Regions from separate parts of the Mus musculus genome. Here region 1 is linked to region 2. Evidence: chromatin contacts called from ENCODE Hi-C data. All regions are on one chromosome and are shown on one strand. Each heading gives the region's core, a stretch centred on a gene start or an enhancer-like site at or near the end of the contact. The rest is flanking DNA. Distances are from core to core; before and after follow the strand shown. Region 1 holds the start of Dmac2l (distal membrane arm assembly complex 2 like). Region 2 overlaps Cyria (CYFIP related Rac1 interactor A).

The links. A loop is a pair of places that touch in the nucleus more often than their neighbours do.
Region 1: a map of T-helper 1 cell shows a loop between it and region 2 (41-fold over the local background). The contact joins the promoter of Dmac2l here to the enhancer-like site in region 2. A Hi-C loop is called at or near these places in 2 of 37 maps with a recorded cell type or tissue (T-helper 1 cell and T-helper 17 cell).

Annotation. Positions count from the first base shown.
Region 1 is chr12:69,722,485-69,727,406 of GRCm38, reverse strand. It overlaps Dmac2l (distal membrane arm assembly complex 2 like), which reads right to left and starts at 2,462. Exons shown (of 5, transcript NM_026536.2): 1 at 2,393-2,462. It overlaps L2hgdh (L-2-hydroxyglutarate dehydrogenase), which reads left to right and starts at 2,533. Exons shown (of 10, transcript NM_145443.2): 1 at 2,533-2,753. The coding sequence starts at 2,611.
Region 2 is chr12:12,317,778-12,322,719 of GRCm38, reverse strand. All of the region lies in intron 2 of Cyria (CYFIP related Rac1 interactor A), which reads right to left. Among named protein-coding and RNA genes, the nearest start is that of Gm34407, 31 kb to the right of the region's middle. Within about 2 kb of position 1,564, at least 1 of the 3 ENCODE cell types and tissues checked has a DNase peak (open chromatin) inside an H3K27ac peak, as active enhancers do.

The sequences.
Region 1 (4,922 bases), core at 1,213-3,712, about 57 Mb before region 2:
GAAAACTCTTACGTATGACAGGTAAAAGATTTGTGGGGCATTTTCTTGGTTGATGACTCAGTGTGGAAGGGCTAAGCTCACTGTGGGTGGTGCCATCCCTGGGCAAGTGGTCTTGAGGTACACAAGAAAACAAACTGGGGAAGCAGTAAGCAACACTCTTCCATGGCCTCTACTTCAGTTTCTGCTCGAACTTTCCTTCACAATGGACTATAAGCTGTAAGACGAAATAAATCCTTTCCTTCTGAGTTGCTTTTGGTCATGATATTTATCACATCAAAAGCAAACTAGGACACTGGGGTCTTTATTATTTCTCACAACTGCATGAGAACCCACAATTACTGTAACACACTGAATTTAAGATACAATCATCCATGCTGTTTGTTTGTGATGGAATGAATAAACAGGGAACATTGTTTCTTCCCCACCAATGAAACAAAACATGTAGTACTACTCATGAAATCAATCAATCAAGCATAATAAAAAGCTAATGCTTTGCCAAGCTCTTCTCATACACACACTATTATCTGCTCAGGGGCACTTCAGACAGAAAATTGTCTGAGGTGGAGATGATAGGTTGAACCTGAGCCACCTACTGGCTGGAACCAACATTCAAACCAGCGAGTCCTTCCTTCCAGCGACAGTCTGTCCTGTTAAGCTGGTCTAACCCTAAAGATGAAGGACTACCATCAAGCACCGAATGGGAATTACATTGGTATGGTGACAAAGAACCACAAAGTTTTACAGTTATAAGGTCTTTTAAGTGACTGCATAGCTCTCATTTTTACAGTGGAGGAAACACAAGTGCCCTCCCCTGTGAGTGGCTATCTGGAGGCATGGACATTTAAAGCTCTCTCTTAGTCTAGTGATTAAGGAAAGGTTGAGCCAGGAAGTCTGCATGGGACTGACCTAGGCACATATGTTATACTTGTGTAGCTTGGTTTTCTTTTTTTTTTTTTTTTGTTTTTTTTTTTTTTAAGATTTATTTATTTATTTATTTATTTATTATATGTAAGTACACTGTAGCTGTCTTCAGACACTCCAGAAGAGGGGAGTCAGATCTCGTTATGGATGGTTGTGAGCCACCATGTGGTTGCTGGGATTTGAACTCAGGACCTTCGGAAGAGCAGTCGGGTGCTCTTACCCACTGAGCCATCTCACCAGCCCGTAGCTTGGTTTTCAAGTGGGATAAGCAGGAGCCCGCCTTTGGGACCCTTTTCTCCTACTGGGCTGCCCTGTCTAGCTTCAAGAGGAGAGAATGTGTCTAGTCTTATGCAACGTCACATACAGTGGCTGGTTGATATCCATAGGAGGCTGCCCCTTTTCCTAAGTGGGTGGGTGGGGGTGGGGTCGATAGTGAGAAGAAGGCTACAGCGCTTTGGATGCCTGCTTTTAAAAATTTGGCAAGAATTTGAGGTTGGGCCAGGACTGGGAAGTAGGCTCAAGATGAACACAGCTGAGGACAGAGTTATTTTGTATTTTGATGGGTCTTGATAAGACTCTGAATACAACTATCATGGCACCTTTGTTTAGGCTTTGTTCCTTAACTCTGTTTATGACTTAGGACTGACCTTATTCTTTGCATGTACTTAGAATTGTATAAAAGCAGACTGACTGGAGGAAAAATAACCTTGCTTCAACCTCAGAACGGGCTAGGGTTATGTTAATAGTACTGTCTAATTGTCTTTTTCTTTTCAATTTTTTCATCCCTCCCTGGAGAACCTGTTGACTGAGCTGGCTTAGTCAGGAAGGCCTGAGAGAAGGAAGGGGAAGCTGGGGCAGAGATGTAAATTAATAAAGAAAAGTTTGGGGCTAGAGAGATGGCTCTATGGTTAAGACTGTTAACTGGTCTTACCTGAGGGCCTAGATTCCCAGCACCCACATGGCAGCTCAGAATTTCCAGTTCCAGGCGATCCTGTACTCCCCTTTCTGGTCTCACAAACTCCTGCACATACCTGTTGCAATAAGCTCGCATAGGCACATATACAAGTCAATAATAGAAACCAAAAAAACAACACTAAATGACGACAGAGACCGAGCCGTCTACTTTCATCCAGCGCCTAGCTCAGCGCCCGATATTTACAAGCTGAGTCAGTGGTTGAATGAACAACCAACCAGGAGCCCCATGAAGGGCCCAGAAACCTGCGGGCAATCAGCAGGGTAGTGACAGGGAGCGGCAGGAGGTGGCTTAGTCCCCAGCTCCCGGGCCACAGCGTCGCCAACCGACCAGGAGGCGTGGCCGAAGGAGAGGCCGCAGGAGCCAGGGGTCACCCCGACATGCCCAGCCTTCTCTGGCGGAACAGCGCCGGCGTCCAGTCAAGCCTGTGCGGGCGGAGGTCCCGGAGAGTGGAACCACCACCCGGTCCCCGCCTTCGCCCTAGCTCCTCTTACTCACGGCGTGCTGCGTCCCTGCGCCTGGCCGGCCCTTCGCCCTCGGTCTTTTCCTTCCACGGCGCTCGCTCATTGGCCAGCGGAGACCACGCCCACGTCAGGCAAACGCGCGTGTTTCATTGGCTCTCGTCTGGGGGCGGGGCTGGAGAGCGGCGCGCTTCACCCTTAGAGTCCGTTCAGGTTGCGGGTGCTGGGGTGGAGGGAGGGGAGGTGGCGCAGGCCATGTGGCCGACCCTGCGCTACGTAGGCGGTGTCTGCGGACTGGCCCGGTACTGCGTGGCTGGGGGCTTCCTCCGCGCAAGTGGACCGGCGTCCGGGGTGCCCGGGCTACTGTGCGGGGGTGGCCGCAGAAGCTCCAGCACCAGGTAAGTGAGAGGCGGCGGCCTGCACTTGCTGTTCCGCTCAGGGATCTCCAACTGAACCTGTCTGTGTCCCCCGACTCGATGTCTCTGTCCCCGGCGAGGAAGTCCTGATTCTGTGGTCCAGCCTCGAATCCCAGGAGCTGCTGACCCGCAGGGTTCGTCCACTGCGTTTGTGCGCCATAGGAAAGGCAGTGTTGAGTTGAGGTCCGGAGCTAATCTGGCTCCGAATACACAACTCCTCTCCATTTCTTAACCACTCTAAAGGGTGACTGGTGACTAGGATCCTAGTCTGGCCCCTAGGTGGTCACTTTGAAGATTAAAAGACCTAGCACACTGCCAATAAGTATGCAGCTTCTTAACTATCATCCCCTGTGTTGCTTGGAAAATCCAGAACTTGGCTTCTGTGGGTCAGTTCCTTGCACACACTAGAGTTGTCCTCACTAGAAGCAACTCAGTTGCCTACTGTGAGCTGCCTAGGAAAGCTGGCAAATACAGTGTTCGGTGTGAAAGCTTTAAGGGCGGGGTGGAGGGGTGGGGGTGGGGGAGCTTTTGATTGTTTGAGACAAGGTAGACCATGCGAATGGATTTAGTGGCAGACCGAGGTGTGGCACGACCCTGGAGAGGGGCAGTGTTTTTGTTTAAGACGCGTTTAAAGCATGTTAAACGGTACTGGTTTGTTTTCCTTTGGCTGTCCTATGACTCCGGTGTAGATCAGGCTGGCCTCTAATGCCTCAAGCTATCAACCTGCCACTCCTTTCCTAGTGCAGGAATTAAAGGCACGTGCCACCCAACCTGCGCCACCTTAACTTTTGAGACTGGATCTCTCCCAATTTCTCTCCCTCTCCCTGTCCCCCTCCCTTTTTCCCTCCCCCTCCGTGTGTGTGTGTGTGTGTGTGTGTGTGTGTGTGTGTTTCTATCTGTCACTTGCTTTTTCCACATGGGGTCTCTCTTTGTATCCTGGCTATCTTGTTGACCAGGCTGTCCTTGAACTCAGAGATCTTCAGTGTCTGCAGGGATTAAAGGTGTTTGCCTCCACTGCCTCGGGGCAGGAGAGGGATGGGGTGGGGGATAGGGTCTCTTGAGGTGATTGGTTGGTTGCTCAGTAAGCACGAGGGATCTGCCTGTCTCCCTGCCCCTGATCCCAAGGTTACATGGGTTGAACAAGGAATGCCCTTACATAAAGGTGCTTTGGGTACAAACTCAAGTCCTCACTTGTATGGCAAGCACTTTGCCAATTAACCATTTTCTTATCCCAGTTTTTAAAATACTGATTATTTTGAAACAATTGTAGACCTATAGAAAGTTGCAAAAATTATAGAATGGTTTTATGTCACCTTCCTCCTGTCCCACCATTTGCCTTGGTGTTAATGTTGATACAATGCACACATTCAGGTTTTACCAAATTTATGTGCATTCTGTGTTCTGTGTATAGCTCTATACAGTTTAATCATATTTTGTGTAATCTCAGTTTGGGCATAGAAATGCTCTATTGTGGGCCTGGACACGGGTGCCCTCTAAGGTGTCAGGGCCCGGTTATTAGTGAGCTTTTGAGGATCACCAAAGACGAGCCCTGACAGCTGCCCACAGCTCTGCCAGACACTGGGCTATAGCAGCTGCCCTGGTAGCAACATGAATGAACAGTATCTGCCAAGTGCTGGCTTTCTAATAGTCAGCAGTGATACCAGCCAAAAAGTAAGGTTTAGGGACTTTCCTGGATCCTGTAACTGTGGACTAGGTCTTTGCTGGATTTGGTCTGTGTTCCCATTTTGGCAGGTTTGGGGGCCTCCATGCTAGGTTCTAAGCTTAGGATGGTGCCTATAACATGATTGGTTGTGCTAAGGTCTATGGGCCTCTGAAAGCATCTCTGGAGAGAAAACCTTGACCATAACCTATCCTCCCATAACCTATCCTCAGGTAGAGGCATCTATCTGCTGGTTGTCTCATGTAGGAGGCCTCCACCCTCACCATCCTTTGGTTCACTTTCATCCATGGTTCCCCTGACTCCTTCCCTGCCACCCAGGAGCCTATGATAAAAGCTCCATCATGATCAGAGTGAAGCTGAAGAAGGTTCATATGCAGAGACTATGGTCCCAGCAGAACTTAAGTATCTGATTCTGTCTGGGAGGGCAAAGGGCAAATGATAGTATAAATGGTATGTGCTATGTAATGAGA
Region 2 (4,942 bases), core at 315-2,814:
ACCTTGGAACCAGCCCTTGAAGTCTTCCCTAGCTCAGTAGATGGCAACTGGGTGAGCTTCCAGATGCTCTGTAGAAGGCGCTGATGCTGACCTGACTTTGATGCATCTCATACCCCACACCCAAGCCAACAGATCCCACAGATCCTATACTCCGCACTCAAGCCAACAGATCCCAGAACTCTGCTTTTGAGACAGGTCATGTGTTCAATTCTTTCTCTCAATTACCAGTGTCTCACGCTGTCCTAGTCAGGGTTTCTACTCTGTGACAAAACACTATGACCAAAAAGCAAGCTGTGGAGAAAAAGAGTTTATTCGGCTTACACTTTGCCTCACGCTTCATCATCAATGGAAGGAAACCAGGACAGGAACTCAGGCAGGGCAGGAACCTTGAAGCAAGGGCTGATGCTGAGGCCATGGAAGGGAGCTGCTGATTCGCTTGCTCCACATGGCTTTCTCAGCCGGCTTTCTTACTGACCCCAGACCACCAGCCCAGGGATGACACTGCCCATGATGGACTGGACCCTCCCTTCTGGTTCACTAATTGAGAAAATTCCCTACATCTGGATCTTATGGAGGCACTCCTTCAACTGAGGTGCCTTCCTCTCTGATGACTCCAGCTTGTGACAAGTAGATACACAAAATCAGCCAGTGCACAGACCAAGCTGGAATCCACCATTCCTCGCCAGAGCATCCTGTGTTTCTTCCTGCACAGGTCTCCAAGCCCAAACACTCAGCTTCCTGTCCATCTAGCTACTATAGCCTTGTGCTTAAAATTAGCCTCAGTCACCCCTCAGCTTAAATCTCTCCAGGGACCTCCACGTCACTAAAAGTACTGTGCCTGCCAGAGTCAGCGAGAGCCTATGGCGTTTGCTCGCCAGCCAAGGTTTCACTGCTCTGCTCTCGCTACCTTGGCCTTGTCACTGTGTTCGTTCAAGGTTATCCCCCACCACTAGCTCCTTCTCATCCTCGTTAGTCCTTTTGTTTCAAATGCTTTTCTCCAGGTCTCTGTTCAGTTTGTTTTTCTGCAGCACCCAGTCTAACTATCATGTTCACTACAGTACTTTGCCACACACCACCCCCAGGACTCTTTATTTTTATATCTATCTCTTCTAACATATATATACCCACAATAGAGTATCTATCTGTCTGTCTGTATTCATATGTATATCTGTCTCTCTCTGTATGTATGTACACACACACACACACACACACACACACACACACACCTCTGTCTTTGCCTGCTCCCCCCCTCTCTGTGTGTCATATAAAAGCACGTTTCTGGTACCATATCTGGAGACACTCAAGTGTGGTCCAAACATCAGGCCTCCATCTTTACTCCATCTGTGCCCTACATTTCCACTGACAAGACCAGGATGGTACTGGGAAGTTTTGGCAGTCAGAACACATGGCTCATGTGTATTGAGTTATAGCCAAGAAAACATGAAACTGAATACATATTCTTACATAGGGATCTGGTTAACAATCCCAGTCCCATACACTGTGCGCATTCTCTGATCGACACTGTGCTGAATAATTCATGGATATTGTCAGATTGCACCCACAGGGCTAACCATGACTTACAAGTAAGAAGATGGATGTAAGTTGAGTAGCTTGTATAGTTATAGCCAGCAACTGGCAGCACCAGGATTTGAGCACAGGGTATCCCAGAAAACTCACACTTTAAGCCACTGTGTTAACCCACTCATCTGATACTCTAGAACCATTACTCAATGTTTGGAGGAACAGAAAACAGCTTAACACATGGCTTGTGGCTTCTGGCAAGGGAAGGAGAGTGACATTGCAGAAGCCACACCCAGGAAGCCATAAAACAACTTGTGCATTCAACTGTATGATACTGAGTATGATCTCTTTTTAAAAGTTATGTAAGTGGCATTGACCAAACTTCCTGCATGCCAGACTAGGATGTAGGCTTCAGAAAAGTAACAGCAGGCTCAATTGGAGAGAGAAGTTGTCCCAGGCGAAGAAAAGGAAGGGCGTGTTGTGTACATGAGGGCAATACATCACCATAAGATCTGTTCTTGTGTAGCAAAGGAGAGAGGTCGAGAGAGCTGGCTAGGGATTGGTTGTTTAGAAAACCTGCAACCTAACAAGCAGGGCAGAAATATGGATGAGGCCTTTGGTGCCGGAAAGATATCAGTGACCACACTGATGCTAAGTCAGAGTGTTAAACTGGGTCAAAAAAATCTCACTTCAGTTATCTATTGGCCAAGTTGATGTTTAAGAAGGTTAATTTTCTTGCACTGAGTCTCTATATCCCTTGATCACCTATAACCCAGTGTCTGGGGCCACAGAAACACTTCTCTGTTCCAACGGTCTAGATTTTACCCAATGAGCTTGCCCAAATTCCCAACATAATTGAAACAGCCTAAGGCCAAACCACCAGATATGCTAGTCAGAGAGGGGTCACCACTCAGGTGTAAGAAGAGAGTGGAGGAGCAGTGCAGCCGTGCAGAGGCTCAACAGGTCTATTCCCTGCAGCCTGTGCATCTTCAGTCCCTCAAAAAGGACAGTGGTGATAGAGTCACATCCTTCATGTACCATGATGTACGTAGACATGGTACAAAGAATGAACGAGGTGCAGGGAGCTTATTTCTAGGACCGAGACATACAGAAACGACACAGAATGGACAGGCCCACAGAGAAGTCGCTCTCTATCCCTTCTGTACATCCAAGTTATCACACATCATGAAAGGTTCAATATGCTAACTACAAATCATTTTTATGCATTTCCACAAAGCAGGCCCCACTACCAGGACTGCCCAGTTTAATCTAAAGGCTAAGACAATGCTTCTTTAACTCAAACACTGTCCCTCTGGGATGCTCGAAGTAATTGAGGACATGCCACATTTCCAGCCCCAGGAACTCAAATGATGTCTCCCTGTTTTATAATAATAGTAAGTTGTAACAGAAAGGCACTAAGTCAAGAGTGTTTTATAAGTATCAATGCGGTGATAGTCACAGCACTCTTAGTAGTGGCCCAGAGGCCTCTGGAGCTACTGACATAGCCCAGGGAATGGCAGCATCTACTTGGAAGAAGTTGTAATCTTTGCCATAATGTCTGTATATTATGTGTAATTGAAATTGTGACCTACTCATGTTTTAGCTCATATCTAACTCCACCCACATCTTACTTCCATTCACACTCAATACCCCTCCTCACCCTTGCCTTTTGTTTCCATGATAGACTAGCCTCCTCCTTCTCCTCTCCCTCCTCCTCCTTCTCTCTCTCTACACACACACACACACACACACACACACACACACACACACACACACTTGCACGTGTCTGGTGAGCTGTGTGAGCTCTGCCTCCTGTTCCTTACTACTCTCTAGTACGTGATAAGTCAGAAGTTTGAGCCAATGCACATCAGCCCTACACACAGAGTAGAACAAGTGAATGTTTCACAGATGACGACAAAAACATCACGGATTTCACTGACACAAGGAGAGAACTTGAGAGAATCATCCTGAGTGAGATTACCCAGTCCCCAAAGGACATGGATGGTATGTACTCACTTATAACTGGATATTAACCAGAAAATACAGGATTTCCATGCTACACTTCACAGATCCAAAACAACTAAACCAGAAGGAAGGTACAAGAGAGGATGCTTGACTCTCACTTAGAAGGGAGAATAAAATAGTCATAAGTAGCAGATGAAGGGAACTGGATGGGAGAAGGGATAGAGAAGAGAATGGAGGGGCTCAGGATCAAGTATGGGCAGGGACAGGAAAGATGCCCAGAGGTCATGAGAGTGAATGGGAATCTGCAACCGACCGGGATGGGGAGTTGGGAGGCATCTCCAGGACAAGACAGAGACCTGGGAGAAGGGAGGCAGCCAGGAATCAACGGGGATGAACTTAGCTGTGACTGATGACATTAGGGATACAGAACCTGAAGAGGTCACCTTCTGTACCCAGGCAGAAACACCAGTGGAGTGATAGAGACACCAACCTACGCACAAAATTTCTGATCCCAAATTTATCCTTTCTGCAAGAAATGCAGGAATGGGGGATGGAGCAGAAACTGAAGGGATGGCCATCCAAAAAGCAGCCCAACTTGAGACCCATTCCATGGGCAAGCATCAGTCCCTGACACTGTTGATGATAATGTTATGCTTGCAGACAGGGATCTGGCATGGCTGTAGTTTGAGAGGCTCCACCCAGCAGCTGGCTCAGACAGATGCAGACACCCACAGCCAAACTGTGGATGGAGCTTGGGGACTCTTTTGGAAGAACAGGAGTCAGGATGGTGAGTCTAGTATAATCTTGAGTTCTTAAACTAGATATTTCTGTTAAAATGAAGACTTTATATAGACGAGCTTGCAATTAAGCACGTAATCCACTAGAGGGCATTATTGTCTCACATGAAAAGGGACAGTTGGGTTTTGTGTACAAAAGCAGTTTGCAAAGCGAACAAAGCAGGATCCATTTCAACTGCTGCAATATCATTCTAAATAGCACATAGTTCTGGAGTAAAGTTTTTGAACTCGACGCTATAACACTCAATATTTAACGTGGACACTCAATTCCTGCTCATATGCAATCTCAGAACCATGAGTCTAGTTTGCCAGAGTCACGATTTTGGAGAGGGGAAAAATGAATAGATTTAGTCATTTGGCCCAGTAATTACCCTACCCTGCCTCCTTGATGAATTTTTAAAATCATATTTCCAAAGAGGAAAACATCTTCCTCATGGCTGTCCTGACTTCAGTTGGGAAGTGTAGGTGTTGGAAAGGGCATTGTATGGAACACCCAGGATCGGCACAGCATGTCTCCCCAGCTCAGGAACTTAATAATGATGGGCAGGTGGCTTAGTGGGTAAGAGCTCTTGCTATGCAAGCAGGAGGACCTGAGTTTGAATCGCTAGCACCACAGAAAAGCCAGGATGGCCACAAAAGCCTGTAACCCCAGTTGGCTG